Regions from separate parts of the Homo sapiens genome. Here all the other regions are linked to region 1. The links are chromatin contacts, found by Hi-C in ENCODE. All regions are on one chromosome and are shown on one strand. Each heading gives the region's core, a stretch centred on a gene start or an enhancer-like site at or near the end of the contact. The rest is flanking DNA. Distances are from core to core; before and after follow the strand shown. Region 1 holds the start of CSGALNACT2 (chondroitin sulfate N-acetylgalactosaminyltransferase 2). Region 2 holds the start of CUL2 (cullin 2). Region 3 holds the start of FZD8 (frizzled class receptor 8). Region 4 holds the start of ZNF248 (zinc finger protein 248). Region 5 holds the start of MAPK8 (mitogen-activated protein kinase 8).

What was found. Hi-C counts contacts between places; a loop is a spot of excess contacts on that map. Pooled maps may share reads with other maps.
Region 2: a pooled map shows a loop between it and region 1 (12-fold over the local background). The contact joins the promoter of CUL2 here to the promoter of CSGALNACT2 in region 1. A Hi-C loop is called at or near these places in 2 of 50 pooled maps.
Region 3: a pooled map shows a loop between it and region 1 (30-fold over the local background). The contact joins the promoter of FZD8 here to the promoter of CSGALNACT2 in region 1. A Hi-C loop is called at or near these places in 6 of 50 pooled maps.
Region 4: a loop to region 1 is called in a pooled map, with 19 times the contacts of the local background. The contact joins the promoter of ZNF248 here to the promoter of CSGALNACT2 in region 1. A Hi-C loop is called at or near these places in 9 of 50 pooled maps.
Region 5: a loop to region 1 is called in a pooled map, with 18 times the contacts of the local background. The contact joins the promoter of MAPK8 here to the promoter of CSGALNACT2 in region 1. A Hi-C loop is called at or near these places in 8 of 50 pooled maps.

What each region holds. Positions count from the first base shown.
Region 1 is chr10:43,137,065-43,139,814 of GRCh38, reverse strand. It overlaps CSGALNACT2 (chondroitin sulfate N-acetylgalactosaminyltransferase 2), which reads right to left and starts at 1,370. Exons shown (of 8, transcript NM_018590.5): 1 at 1,248-1,370. It overlaps CSGALNACT2-DT (CSGALNACT2 divergent transcript), which reads left to right and starts at 1,422. Exons shown (of 1, transcript NR_186456.1): 1 at 1,422-2,750. RefSeq lists silencers at 834-903, 1,014-1,513, 1,684-1,743, 1,874-2,073.
Region 2 is chr10:35,088,942-35,091,691 of GRCh38, reverse strand. It overlaps CUL2 (cullin 2), which reads left to right and starts at 1,351. Exons shown (of 21, transcript NM_003591.4): 1 at 1,351-1,513. RefSeq lists an enhancer at 931-1,070 and silencers at 989-1,177, 1,231-1,430, 1,451-1,580.
Region 3 is chr10:35,640,979-35,643,728 of GRCh38, reverse strand. FZD8 (frizzled class receptor 8) reads left to right here and starts at 1,433. Exons shown (of 1, transcript NM_031866.3): 1 at 1,433-2,750. The coding sequence starts at 2,300. It overlaps LOC124902528 (zinc finger protein 469-like), which reads left to right and starts at 883. Exons shown (of 2, transcript XM_047426128.1): 1 at 883-1,099; 2 at 1,316-2,001. The coding sequence starts at 883. The coding sequence ends at 2,001. It overlaps MIR4683 (microRNA 4683), which reads left to right and starts at 2,477; the gene lies at 2,477-2,557. It overlaps LOC105376494 (a long non-coding RNA gene), which reads right to left and starts at 414. Exons shown (of 2, transcript XR_930820.3): 1 at 1-414.
Region 4 is chr10:37,856,291-37,859,040 of GRCh38, reverse strand. It overlaps ZNF248 (zinc finger protein 248), which reads left to right and starts at 1,431. Exons shown (of 6, transcript NM_021045.3): 1 at 1,431-1,856; 2 at 2,509-2,606; 3 at 2,704-2,745. The coding sequence starts at 2,731. It overlaps ZNF248-AS1 (ZNF248 antisense RNA 1), which reads right to left and starts at 1,292. Exons shown (of 2, transcript NR_186559.1): 1 at 540-1,292. RefSeq lists silencers at 939-1,488, 1,185-1,561 and an enhancer at 1,879-1,938.
Region 5 is chr10:48,305,330-48,308,079 of GRCh38, reverse strand. It overlaps MAPK8 (mitogen-activated protein kinase 8), which reads right to left and starts at 1,403. Exons shown (of 12, transcript NM_001323329.2): 1 at 1,259-1,403. RefSeq lists a silencer at 823-1,772.

The DNA of each region.
Region 1 (2,750 bases), core at 121-2,620:
CACAGTAATAATACAATACCATGAAATAGCATGGGTGTGTCCCACAAACAATATGCTGAGAATACTACGTGATTCCATTAACATGAAGCTCAAAACAGAGAAAACTAAAAGCAGATAAGAGAAGTTAGAATACAGATGGGAAAACAAGGATATAACTGACTTGGAAGAAGCACAGGAAAATAGGATGATGGAAATGTTCTATGGTTATAATTTGATATATCTGGTGGTTCCACAGGGTAATAAGTATGTAAAAATTCATTGAGCTGTACAATTAAGATTCGTGCTCTTATTGATTTCATATGTATTTTATGCCTCGACAAAAACAAAGAGAAAAATGCAGCTTCTAAACTGGTTGGAACTGTGTTTATTTAGGCCAAAATCCTCTGAGCCACAAATACTGGAAATCCATCTTTTTTCATTCTTTTAGTTACATGACAACTTTAAACAAATGGTACAAGAACAATAATACAAAATGAACGCTAACACTCAGTCCTAAAATACTTGGCTTCTTACTTCCAAGATCGAAGCTACTATTTTAATACAACATTCAAAAAACAACATTAATTACCAGACATGAAGGCCCTGCTCCCGCGAGCCTTGAATGACGGTGAAACGTCACGACATCCCATATCTATCTCAAAAGCACGCTAGAAAATACCTCCAAGTTTAACAAGCCAAGGACTCAGGAAGAGAAGCTTCAGATGTATAATCAAACTATCATACCGCCAATACCATCATCACAAACAGAAGTATCACTGTCGTGCTTCCTGCGTTGCTCAAGGGTAGAGTCATTTTTAAGGTGCATTCTCCGACAACGCCAGAGGCTCCCCATCTCCTCCGCCCCACTGAGCCCTCCACGACAGAGCATCTTTACCGGCGCTCGCTCTGCCATCTACAGATAAAGAGGGGCTGAGGGCAGAACTATTTTAACGCGATGACGAGGTCACCACTGATTAAAAAGTTTATCCACTGAGAGGAGCAGAGATGGTGATGAATAGGTAAAAACAAAACGAAACAAAACAAAACCCAACACTGACAAGCGAACCAATCGTCTCTGGCCGCGCTTTCCCTAAAACCGGTGCCGACTCCGGCAGGCTCATCCCTGAGAGACAGGGCCCCCCGCAGGACCGGTCCGCTAGGCGACCCCACCCGACCACACAGGAGCCCGCAGCCCCGGCGCCCGCACCGCCCGGGCCGGAGCCGGCGGGAGTCGCGGACCGGCGGGCGAGGCCGGGCCAGGTACTCACCGCGCTCGCCCGCTCTGCGCTCCACCGCCTCCTGCGCCGCGGGGACACCCGGGCGGCGCCTCACGCCTTGGGCCCGCCGCCGCCTCAGCCACCCACCCCCGGGCGCGCCGCCGCGCCTGAGAGGCCACTTCCGGCGCGCGCGAGGAAATGAAGCCGCCGCGCGCCCGCGGCCCCGCCCAGGAAGCTCCGCCACTGGCAGCTGGGTACCGATTCATCACCGACGTGTTTAAAGTATCCGTGTGTGTGCCTCCAAAAACCGTTTGTGGAGACAGCAGAGTGCCCGAGGCAGGAAACCGCTCCGGCCTGGAGGCGCCCCTGCCCGGACTCGTGGACTGCAGCGCTGTCCCGCTCGGAAGCCGATCCTGGGAGTCCGAGCGGGGCCGCGGGGCCTGCGTGGCAGCCGAGTCGAGGGCTTCGGGCCGCGGGGCTGTGGAGCGCCCCTTGGCGCTGGGCCGCCGGCAGCCGTGAGCGCATCACTGCATTTCCCTGGAGGAATTCCTCATCTGTTGAATGAGGGAGTTGAGGCGGACACGCTGGGAAATGGCTTCGAGCTCACACACTGATTTTCGTGAGTGGAAAGAGAAGCCCTTTCTTAGGCGTCTTCCATACCACTGCATGTTCCAGGGTCCTCCCTGGGCTCTCTGTCTCCCACGCCACCGCGAGCACGGCCTAAGCGGGCGAGCGAAGGCGCGACGGCGCCGAGAGCCGGCTGTGGTGGGTGCCGGGCGCGTCACCGCGGGCTGGCGGGGGAGGGGACGCTGGGAAGCTCTCCAGAAAGAGGAGCCGCCACCGAGCAAATTCCCATCTGCCACGCACCGCAGAGCCTCGCCCTCCGCCGCCAGCATTTTCTTTCTTTGTTCTCCTAGCCCTACAAACGCTGGGTTTCCTTTCTCATTCGTGGACTTTTTTCCCTGGATCCTTCTTACTGCTCCTACCCTGTGGCCGCACGTCTGGCAGATGCGCGGCGGGCGCTGCCTGAACCCCCGAATCCTCACAAGCCTCTGTGCAGCGGCCACGGCCCTCAGCTAGCGGCGGGGAGACTGAAGCCGCAGGGTCAGGGTTAGTTGCCACATGTTTTAAATTCCTATCCAAACTTCCATTATAATTGTTTTTATTTATTTATTCATCTATTTTTTGAGACAGGGTCCCGCTCTGTCGCCCAGGCTGGAGTGCAGTGGAGCGATCACGGTTCACTGCAGCCTCCCCACCTCCGACTCCAGCGATCCTCTCGCCTCAGCCTCCCGAGTAGCTGGGACCACAGGTGCATGCCACCATGCCCGGCTAATTGTTAATATTTTTTTTGGTAGAGATGGGGCCTCCCTCTGTTGCCTAGGCTGGCCTTGAACTCCTGGGCTCAAGCGATCTTCCAGCTTCGGCCTCCCAAAGTGCTGGCATTACAGGCGTGAGTCACCCCGCCTGGCAAGAATTGTTGTTTTGAAACTAACTGAGGTTCTCCCATCAATGGATTTAAATTGTTACTTTTTAATGATTTTTTTTTAAGTA
Region 2 (2,750 bases), core at 102-2,601, 8.0 Mb after region 1:
CTGAGATTGTGCCGCCACTGCATTCCAGCCTGGGTGACAGAGCAAGACTCTGTATCCAAAAAAAAAAAGGACCAGACATATTGCATTGTTAACAAACTAGTTGTTAACCTTATGACCTCTGTAAAGGTCTCAGGGATTTCCAGAGGTCTGGGGACCACACTTTGAGAATCACTAGATTAAAAGGGGGAAAACATGGGAGGAAAAAAAGGTCACATAATGGAAACATACTGTTGGATTGAATTTCGTATATAAAAACCCTTTACTGAAATAAAGAGTAGAGACTTCAAGTACCAAGAGAAGCAGATTAGAAGAGGAGGAAGGCTCTAGGGACTGATCAGGTCTGGAGGCAGGGTTTTAAATGGGCCTTGAAGGGTTCGTGCAGTTTGGAAGGAAGGGATGGGAGGGAAAAGCTTGCTGAATCGTATAAATGAACAAGACCCTGATGGTGAGCTCTTGAGGATATGAAAGGCAAAAAGCACTAAGGCCGGGCTTTTGTTCCTCTGTGGCCCTGCATATATGAGGAGGTGATGAGTAATTCTATATTTTTATCAGCTTTACCGTTTAAAACTCCAAGGGAGGAAAACCCTTCAAACTGATAGGCTTGGGGCTTGGTGAAGGTGGGGTATTAGTGAAAAAGATGTGAAGTTTCTTTATCGAAAATACATGTATGTCCAAGAAATTCTCTGTAGATAAAAACTAACAAGAAAAAGAGTTTGTCAGAGAGGAAAAGTAGTTTTGCTAATTTATTTTTGATCATTTGCAAAGCCCATGGAAGTGTGTGGCAAGAGGATTGTGGTGTCTTAGGATATTCACATAGGTCTGAAACAAGGAAAACATACTTCTGTTGAAAGCACCATTCCAACATATTGTTATTAGCAGTCCCTGAACTAACGGGTAGTGGGTGGGTACTGTGTCCATCAGCTCAGCGAACCGCAATTGCCTCATTGACAGCAAGCCCAGCAAGGAATCACTTGGAATATTAATTTCCGTGGCCTTTCGCAATCACACGAAGCTTGGCTCCCTGCGCTTGCCGTAACGCGGCCTGTACCATTGCTTTCCGGGTGGCGGGGGGGATTTGGCAGCAGCGGAAGAAGGAGACCGGAGGGTGTGTGTTGGGCAAAGCCGGAGGCAGAGGAGGACGATTGTTTTACGGATCCCGTGATCGGCCCGTCCTTCTCCCCTTTCCCCCCCTCCCTACCGCCCCTGTCCCGCCGGGGAGCGGCGGCGGCCTTGGACTTTGCTGTCTTTCCTCGCGGAGACAGGTGAGTGTCGGCGCGCGGGCTCCCCGGGCTTCGCTCCCCACCCCCCGCGTCTCCGGGGCCGGTGGCGGCGGCCGGCCGGGGAGGCGGCCTCGGCGCACAGTAATGGCAGCGCTGTGAGCAGGGGAACGCGAGCTGACAGCCGCCGCCGCCGCCGCCTCCGCCCACCTTCCTCGCCGGGGCTTCGTCTTTCACTCCTTCGGGCTGCCTCCCCCTCCCCTTGTCCCCTGCCCCTTGCCCTGCTTCTGCAGAAGGTAACCCCGCTGAGGGTCGGGGAGCCGGGCTGCAGGCGCCGGGAAACTTCCCTTCCCGGTTAATGGGTGGCGGGGCTGGGGCGGAGGAGAGGAGTTGGGGGCGACGAGGTGTGGGGAGAGGGATGAAAGGGGGAGGCCCGGGAAGATGGTATCCTGTAAGTGACCTCGGCTCCCCAGAGCGCTGACCCGTAAGCCCTGCCACCCCCTGGACTGGATCCCGGGCCTCCCCAACCCGATCTTGGCCGCCTCTCCCGCGGCCCCATTTTCCTTCGAAGGAGGGAAGGTGAGAGTGCGTGTATTCTTCTACATATTTACGTGCTCACACGAATACACAACTCTGTGTGTTTGTGTGTGTGTGTGGGGGGGGGCATCTCATGCATCCTTACCCCGAGTGTTTTCACTTTTGTTTCCGCAGACTGCAAAGATTGATAGCTTTGGGGAGGAGTATCCTACGTGCATGCTAGACTTCTTGTCTCAACCCTTAGGGTCTGGTGAAATAAGATCCTCACACGCTTTCTAGCACTTGCTTACCCTCTAGAGAGTCTGGACCATTCCCTACCATTACGTGCATGCAAATAAAACATCTGTGAATTGCAGACTGTTATTAATGTTAAGTCCACATCTTTGCCCCATGGATTAATATTAACAGTTGAAGGCCAGTACCCTGGGCGTTTAAATTTTGAAGATAAGATGCAAAATATTAACGTTCGCTATAGATTGTGACTGTTCAACATAAACGTCTTTGAACTAGACCTGGCCAAGCCTACCTTCGTAGTAAAGTATCGGAAATAATCACTTTGATCTGATTGACAACTGACTACATAATAATCGCTTAAAAACATTCAAAACACTGTTGCCTACCCTTTAGAATCTTACATTCCTTTTCAAGACAGACACATGAACAAATGAGCTATACTTTGCTTCTTTTGCCCTTATACAGTATCTGGAAGATCCTTCCAAAAGAGTCGCGTGAGATAAGAGAAGTACACAGTTTTTTTGTTTTGAGATGGAGTTTTGCTCTTGTCACCCAGGCTGGAGTGCAGTGGTGCGATCTCGGCTCACTGCAACCTCCGCCTCCCGGGTTCAAGCAATTCTTCTGCCTTAGCCTTCCATGTAGCTGGGATTACTGGCATGCGCCACCATGCCCGGCTAATTTTGTATTTTTAGTGGAGATGGGGTTTCACCATGTTGGCCAGGCTGGTCTTGAACTCCTGACCTCAGGTGATTCGCCTGCTTA
Region 3 (2,750 bases), core at 184-2,683, 7.5 Mb after region 1:
AGAGAGAGGGAAGACAGAAGAGAGGCAGGGAGGAAGAGGGAGAGAGGGGGACGGAGATGGGGAGGAGGCGGGAGGGAGGGAGAGAAAGAGAGAGAGAAACATATTCTGCCACCCTCCTGGCTAACTGAAATGCTTGTTCCCGAGATTACAGTAATTACTGCCCCAGCATGAGTTCCATACAAGCGCTAAATGAAACAGCACATCAATTAAAAAATAAACACTCCATTCTAGGAGAAAGACAGCCCCCTGGGACGCCCTAACAAGCGTAAATGAACCTGCCAGGCCGCCGGCCCGGGCCGCCCGCAGCCCCCCTCCCGGCCCGTCTTAAGGTGGCGGCGGAGCCGGCGGGGGCAGCGTTCGCTGGCGGTGGCCCAAGCGGCTGCTAAAAGCAGCCCGGGTCCGGCTCCGGCCTCGTGCAGAGAGCAGATACGTGTCGCGGAGTCCACGCCAGAGCGCAGCGCCGCCTCCCACCAGAGAAAAGGAGGCTCTGGCAAAAGCCTGTGAACTTGGGATGGATGAATAGACGTCCTGAAAGAACGAAGGGAAGACAGGGAATCCAGCCCCAGAGTTTCCAGCCTGTCCTATTTATAAGTTTCGAGGTTTGTTTTGAATTTTAGAAAGAAATTGAATGATTTTTCCTAAGAAAGCACGGCGGCTCGGGGCTTCCTATATTTTATCTCACCTAATTATCAAAGCCCCCTTGGAGATCTGTGCTATGATCACCCAACTCTCTAGGTGGGGAAACTGAGGCTCCCCCAGGTCACGCAGCGGAGGCGGGAGGAGAGTCTCTGGCGGGCATTTGTCCCCCGCGCCCCTCGCGCGCCCAAGGCTGGGCTCCGGGGCATCTCACCCGGGCCGTCCCGGGTCCAGCCCCAGTTTAGAATGACTCCACACCCCCCACATCTCCAAGTCTCAGAAACCATCGTTCTGAGAACCCCAAGGAGGACACCCTTTCCCGGGTCTTCTGCAGCGCCGAGCCCCGGCAGGCCTCCCCGGCGCTCGCCTGCTGCGAGACCTTCCTGCCGCCCCGAGGAGCACGAGACCCCAGCCGCCTGCAGATCACCCACATTTGCGGAGGGTGGCAGCAGGGGCTTGGCTGGTTTGAAACGCGCCGGGGAGGCGCGCGCTGCACCAAACCCCGTCCCTGTCCCCAAGGGCAGACTCGGGGTAAGGGGACCAAGACCTCCGACGCACTCAGCGCCATGGGGACAGCCATGGCCAACACTCTGTCTCTGCGGTCAATCCCAAGGTTACCAAAACTCTCCATCCGCAGAGAGCGCGCACAGCAGTGCGGACACTCGGGGACTGCCTTAAGGAAGGCTGAGCCCTGGGAGCGCGTGGACTCCGCCCTACCGCCCGGCGATTGGCTCGCGGGGCTGGGGGCGGAGACCGAGTCCGCGCTGTATAAATATTCATGAGCCGGCAGCGCGGCGCGAGCGGGGCTGGAGCCGGGAAGTTGGGCTAAGGGCGCTGCTCCCGCCGAGGAGGAGGCGGCGGCTGGGCGCGGGCCGCGCCACTCAGGTGTCCGCTCCGCCTTCCGGTCTGGATTTGCTCCTGGGTGTCCAGCAGGAAGGAGACTGTGTGCACCTCGCCCGACTGCGGCCGGAGCGCGGCGCTGACTTTTCCAGGCGGCGGGGGTCCGTCTGTCCCGGCGGCGGACGGACGAAGGACGGACGCCGGAGAAAGAGGGCGGCGGCCTGGGCCGAGGCGGGTCCCCAACTCCGGCGGCGGCGGCGGCGGCTTGGCCTTGGGGGCGGGCATGAGCCCCCGGGGGCCGAGTGGTGGCCGCCAGGGCTGACCCGGCGCGGCAAGCGGCCCGGCCCAGCCATCTTGACTGCGCACCGCGGCCCCAGAGGAAACTTGCGGCGCCTCCGCCCTCTCTGTCCGGCGGAGTCACCGCCGCCCGGCGCGGCGGGGAGAAGTGGTCGGGCGCGCGGAGAGGAGGCGAGCGAGCGCGGGACGATGAGCCGAGGCCCGGCCGCTCTGCGCCGCGAGGGCTGAGCGCGACCCGGGGCCAGCAGAGCGGACCTACGGACTGTGGCGCGCGCCTGCAGCCGCCTTCAAACCCCCGGAGCGGCGGAAAGGAGTGCGGAAGGGCCCTGCCCAGGCTGCGGGCCGCGCCGCTGCGGACGCGCCCCTAGAAGGGGTTAGATTATCGGCAGACCCCCCTCCCGGGCGAAGCATAAGGGAGACCCCAGATCACCCGCTGTACCCGTCTGCGGCTCTCTCGTGGGCCCCCCCCCCGGCACCCCTCTGCGCGCCGCCTGGAGGGCGAGGGCACCGGGCCGAGGCGCACAGCATGGAGTGGGGTTACCTGTTGGAAGTGACCTCGCTGCTGGCCGCCTTGGCGCTGCTGCAGCGCTCTAGCGGCGCTGCGGCCGCCTCGGCCAAGGAGCTGGCATGCCAAGAGATCACCGTGCCGCTGTGTAAGGGCATCGGCTACAACTACACCTACATGCCCAATCAGTTCAACCACGACACGCAAGACGAGGCGGGCCTGGAGGTGCACCAGTTCTGGCCGCTGGTGGAGATCCAGTGCTCGCCCGATCTCAAGTTCTTCCTGTGCAGCATGTACACGCCCATCTGCCTAGAGGACTACAAGAAGCCGCTGCCGCCCTGCCGCTCGGTGTGCGAGCGCGCCAAGGCCGGCTGCGCGCCGCTCATGCGCCAGTACGGCTTCGCCTGGCCCGACCGCATGCGCTGCGACCGGCTGCCCGAGCAAGGCAACCCTGACACGCTGTGCATGGACT
Region 4 (2,750 bases), core at 182-2,681, 5.3 Mb after region 1:
AAGTCTGAATAAACTCTGCAGTTCAGTTAATAGTACTTGTACCTATGTTATTTTCTTAGTTTTGATAAATATACCATGGTCATGTAAAATACTAACACTAGTGGAATCTGGGTGAAAGGCATATAGGAACTATTTTGCAACTCTTCTGTAAATCTGAAATTATGAGCAAATGAAAAGTTTAAAAAAGTGGACAATGACCCAGGAGTTGATTTTTTAAATGAAAAGTTGTAACACACGCACATGCTCATAGTGTGCTGAAAATGCCAGATGTGCACGTAAAAGAATGTACGTGTAGTGTAGTTCTGGGTAAAGTATGGTTGGTTTTGGGAAATGAGTGCGTGCTTTCTTCTTCAAATTTGTTACTCAAACGGCTTTTTTTTTTTTAAACATATAAACAATTTTATGTTTGGGTCTTGAATTGCTAGCTTCTGTTTTTCCTTATTCCAGAGAATAACCATACTGGTCACAGATTTTAGTTTTCTCTTCCAGTCTTTCAGTTAAACGTTACCATGCATGATCGTGAATGAATTCAAGCACACCTTTCCTTCTCTTGGCTTGTGTCTAACAGGCACATTGATTTGATCCACAACCTCTGGGGACACTGACAGAATCCTGGTTCCAAGCAGGAGTGGGTAACTGAGACAGTAATCTCTCAACCCACTATACAAGGCTGTTTTGCAGGAGAGCCTTATGATGACCAGCATGATATATAATTGTGAGAAATATACTGAACAATTTATGTGTCAGACACCGGTTTAAATGCTTTTACAACGTAAGCGCCTCCAATTCTCATAAAACCCCTGCTAGGTAGGCACTATCAGCCTCATTTTACAACTGAGGGTTGCGGCCAGAGCTGACAGGCACCGTCTAGCGCCGCTTCCAAGCCCCGCATCGCATCCACCAGCCTAACTCGGGCGCTCGGCCTCTCCCTCTGCGCATGTGCATCCCCGCCTCCCGCTCCAGGCGAGTCCTTCCCTGGACTCCAGTCCCTTGTGGGAAACAATCCCTCGCCTCCGGAGGCGGCGAGGAGCGGCGGGTGAGCCCCGGAGCACTGGGCGAGGGCCAGGGGGTCCCCGCGCTGCCCTGAAGGCGGGCGGGCGGCGGCTAGACCTCGGCGGTGGGGAGGGACCCCTGGCGCCTGCGGCGACGGTGGGACGAGGGCGTCTCTGTCAGAAGGGGATGAGGTCTGGCGTGGGAACGCGAGTTCCGGGGCTCCCGGGGGTCCGTATGCGTCCAGTCCCTGCGCCTGGCGCTCAGCGAAGTCCTGTAGCACGGGGTAGGCAATGCGCACTGGCCCGAAGGGGAGGGAACTGGCTGCGGGGAGGGGACAGCACGCGCGTGCGTAGCGTGTGACGTTTGTTGTGCGCGTGCGCATGGCGTTTGATGTGTGCGTGTGCGCTTTTTGTGCCCTGAGCCCGCGGGGAGGAGGCGGGGCTGCGGGGGAGAGCGACTGCGCCAGGTCCGCGACAAATGAATTAGACACAATTATCCACGGGAGACTCGGTTTTCCTCTCTGTAAATTACGGATATTAGGAATACTTGCCGCCTGGGGTTGTTTTGAGCACTTTCATTGTTTAGGTGCTGTATTTATTGGGTGTGCGTTCCCTGGGAGAGCCCGAGGGAGACGGCTCCTGCACCGGCCCCAAGGGCCTCTCTGCCCGTGGAGTGCAGGAGCGAAGGGGCTGGCCTAGCTGACCACCAGGGCCCCTGCTGGCTCTGACCGCCCTCCTATCCCAAGTAATTATTTACACGTTTCGCGTTCGCTTATGTATTATGTGTAATCATGGCACAGTATCCTGAAGCCGTCGGAGTCTGTGTGCTGGTGCAAGGTCTGGGACAAATTTAAGAAGAGAGAGGTGAGCTGGAGCTGAGGGGTGGGCGCGCAGGCTAACAGGAACGTCACCTCTGGAGAGTCTGAGGGCAGGGACGGGTGAAAGGCTCACGGCCACAGCGAAAGAAATGCTGTTATCACCCCTCCGCGAACACCGGGCACATCCAGATGAGCTGCTGAGCTTCCTCCTCTCTTGGCCTGATATCCCCGCCGGATGGTAGTGCAGTCAGGTCATACTTGGGTTATCTGTTTTGACCTTATTTGAAAGATGGAAAAACAAAATTGAGTTTGAGGAGGTGAGTAGTTCAGATCTTGTCATTCCTTAGAGGCAGAACTGAGATTAGAAGTCAAGTCTGCAGTTTCCCGAGCCACTGCTGCCCATTTTGTTACTCTATATCACAGTTTCTCATTAAAAGATCCTTTTGAGGAATTGTTAGCAAGTTAGAACAAACATTTTTAAACTTGCATTTAACATCCTATCCCTTTTTTTAGAGGTCTTTTGCATTATCTAACCTCAGGGCATTAATGGTGTTAACAGGTAAACAGATAAACAATATGGCCTCAGTTTTTTTTTTTCCCTACAAGGAATTTTGACAAACCCATAGTGTTTTTTCCTTCAGATTACTGTTAACTTGTTAAACTCATCTTTTCATGTTTTTAATTTTTCTGTGTCACAGAACCTAAATTGGTAATAAATCAATAAGAAATATTTACATTCACTCAGTGAAAAGTGTCATGTCTGAGCTCAGCATATATCGGAGCCACACATGGACACGTAAGTATCTTGTGTGTGGACCTGTATAGGCAGGTGAATCTCCGAACTGCAAGGCCGGCGAAGGCTCTCCTGACATTCTTCCTTTCTAATCCTTCAGCTCTCCTTCCTCCACTAAGAGCGGAAAATGAACAAATCCCAGGTGAG
Region 5 (2,750 bases), core at 154-2,653, 5.2 Mb before region 1:
TTTAGAAATAAATAAAAGCTGTTGTATATTTAGACCAAATCTAATTCTACTTCCTATTACACTTGAACTTCCAGATATACTGCTTAAAAAATGACCCAGAATATAACCATACCTTCCTTAACAGACATCACTTATGTAACTGTCTCATTTAAAGGTCCATCTATTATACTTCAGTCAAAGCATCCTCTTCCATGAAAGGATACTTTACCTTCACACCAAACCTCTTCATCTGAGTACGGTACTAAACAGCTGCTGAATGAATGAATGAATGAAAAAACAGATGTTCTAATTGCCAAGGAGGTACTTGCTGGATGCTTATCTCAAAACACAATGGACTGACGGACCAGAATTCTACTGGAAAGATCGCTGGATTTCAGAGGTAAAAATAGTAATCACTGGACAATGCCATGTAGTCAACATGTTATTAAATTCGCAGTAAAGACCAAGCAGGGAACTTTCAGAAATAAAAACGGAAAGTGTTCATCAGGGTACTTTAAAATGGACTTGGTTCTACCATCTCTGAATCGGGAACACAAATGCGAGACAAAGAGATGGGAGGGTGGGGTGAAAAAGTCAAAAGGTCACCACCGATGACCCTCAAGAGAAATGCGCGCTGACCACCGAAGCTCGGGCCAAGCTGGATGGACACCTCCCACCCGAGCCACGGGCCTGGGCTCTCTGCCCTGCAGCCCAGAGCTGCAGGCCACTCTGGCCCTTTTCAGCGCTGCTGCCTGCGTTCGCCCAGAACGTTAGCACAAAGAAAGCATCGAGAAGCAAAATACGGTCCCTATGGGCGCGGGGCAGGCTTGGGGACCTGCCGGCAGAAGCGCTCTCCCCGGCTCCCCGCCGCCCCGGAGGCAGCCAGGGCGCGGCGGGCCGCAAAGACACCTCCGTCCGACCCTTGCCGAAGTGTTTCAGAACTTGCCACCCACCCCCCCGCTCCATTTTCTTCTCCCGCCGCGGAGGCAGGACCCACGCGAAGAGGACGCGAGAGGACAGGCGGGCGGGGCTCGCGGCGGCAGGCGGGCTGGCGGGCAGCGGAGCGCACCCAGGTCCCGCAGCCCCACGCCCCCTCGGCTGGCCCCCGCCTCCGCGCCGCTATTGTTCCCGCGCCGCCCCCGCCCACCGCGCGCTCCCGCCCCCACTCCCAGGAGGGGGTTACGGCTGAGGAGAAGGCGGCGGCGGCGGCAGCGGCACAATAACATAAACACGACGGGGCCGCCTGCCGTCCCGGCCCTGCGGCGTCCGCCGCACTCACCCGGCAGCGCAGCGAACGGCGACAGGGAAGCCCGCCAGCGGGGACAGGGGCCGTCCGGGGTGGTCGCCGCGGCCGTTACCCAGCGCTGCTCGCGGCTCCGCAATCCAAGCCGCGTCGTCCGGCCTCGGCCGCTCGGCTGAGTAACAGAGACGCGGGCCGTCACCGCGCACGCCCGCGCACGTCATCGCGCAGGGCCCCGCCCCCGCGCCTCCCGAGCGGCCGGCGGGGCGGGGCAGCCCCGGGGCCCGGATTGCGGGGGCGGGGCCGCCGCCCGGGGACGGCGCTACTCCAGGGGTTACGAGAGGACTTGCGGAGGTCGCTTGGAGGCGGAGCCGCGGAGAGAGCCTCCGAGGGCTGTGGGTGAGGGGCGTGGCCTGGAGCGGGAGGGGCGGGCCCTGTGGCGGCACGTGGCGGCGCGTGGCCCCAGGGGACCGCATCTGGTTGGCGGCGGTAGCCAGGTCAGAGCTTAAGCCTTCGGGCCTCGTCGGCACAGGGTTGAAGGGCAGGTGCGCTTAGGCCTAACCTGCGCAGCGAACAGGCACCCCCTTCCGGTACACACACCTGAGTGATGAAGAGCTGGTTACCTTGACCGACAATATGTTCCATTCTGAGGACACCTGTCCGGGTCCCAGAAACCTACAGAGAGATAAGTGTTCTCTTCAGCTGCCCGGGAAAAGCTGCCTCCAGTTTTTCCAAAATCCACCTCCTCCGAGATTCCTTGCAAATCCACCTCTTCCCAGATTCCTTGCATTACCTGGTTTACTTCTGAGGCCCCACAAAGCGTGTAAATGTTACAGAAGCGATAAATTGACAAGTCCTTTAAATATCCAACAACGGGTGGAAAGGCGTTTGAACTACCTACACCATTCGGTAGAATACATTTTAGCAATTTAAATGCCATGTGTTCAAGGAATTCTTAACAACATAGGAACATGTTCACAATGTATCATTAAGAGAAAGAAGCAAGAAACAAGTCATATATAGAATGGTCCCACTTAGATACTATATATACACATAGAAAAAACCTGGAAAGAAATACACCAAATTATGTTAACAATGGTTCATCATTGGACTATGGAATAAAGGGTGACTTGGTTCTCGTTTATACTTTGGGTATTTTCTCATGTTTTCCGAGAGGAATAGTTATGTTCACAATCAGAAACAAGTAAGTTACTTTAATAATGAATATATAAATATTTGTTGAATAAATGAATGATTTCAGGTAAACTACTTTCCTATTACATGTGGGGCTGGCCTGTTTCTGGTGATTCTGAAAGGGAACATACAGATGATTATTCATTCATTCTCTTCCCATTTCCTCTCTCCCTCCCTCTCAACCTTCTTAATTTCCTTCCTGCCATCCTTTGTTCCTGCAATAATTATTTATTGCATGCCCATTCAGTGCCAGGCAATACAGTAGAGTTTACAGATTTAATCACTGTACTATGAAAGTAATAATAGTAAACGCAAAATTATCACTGTTTTATAATAC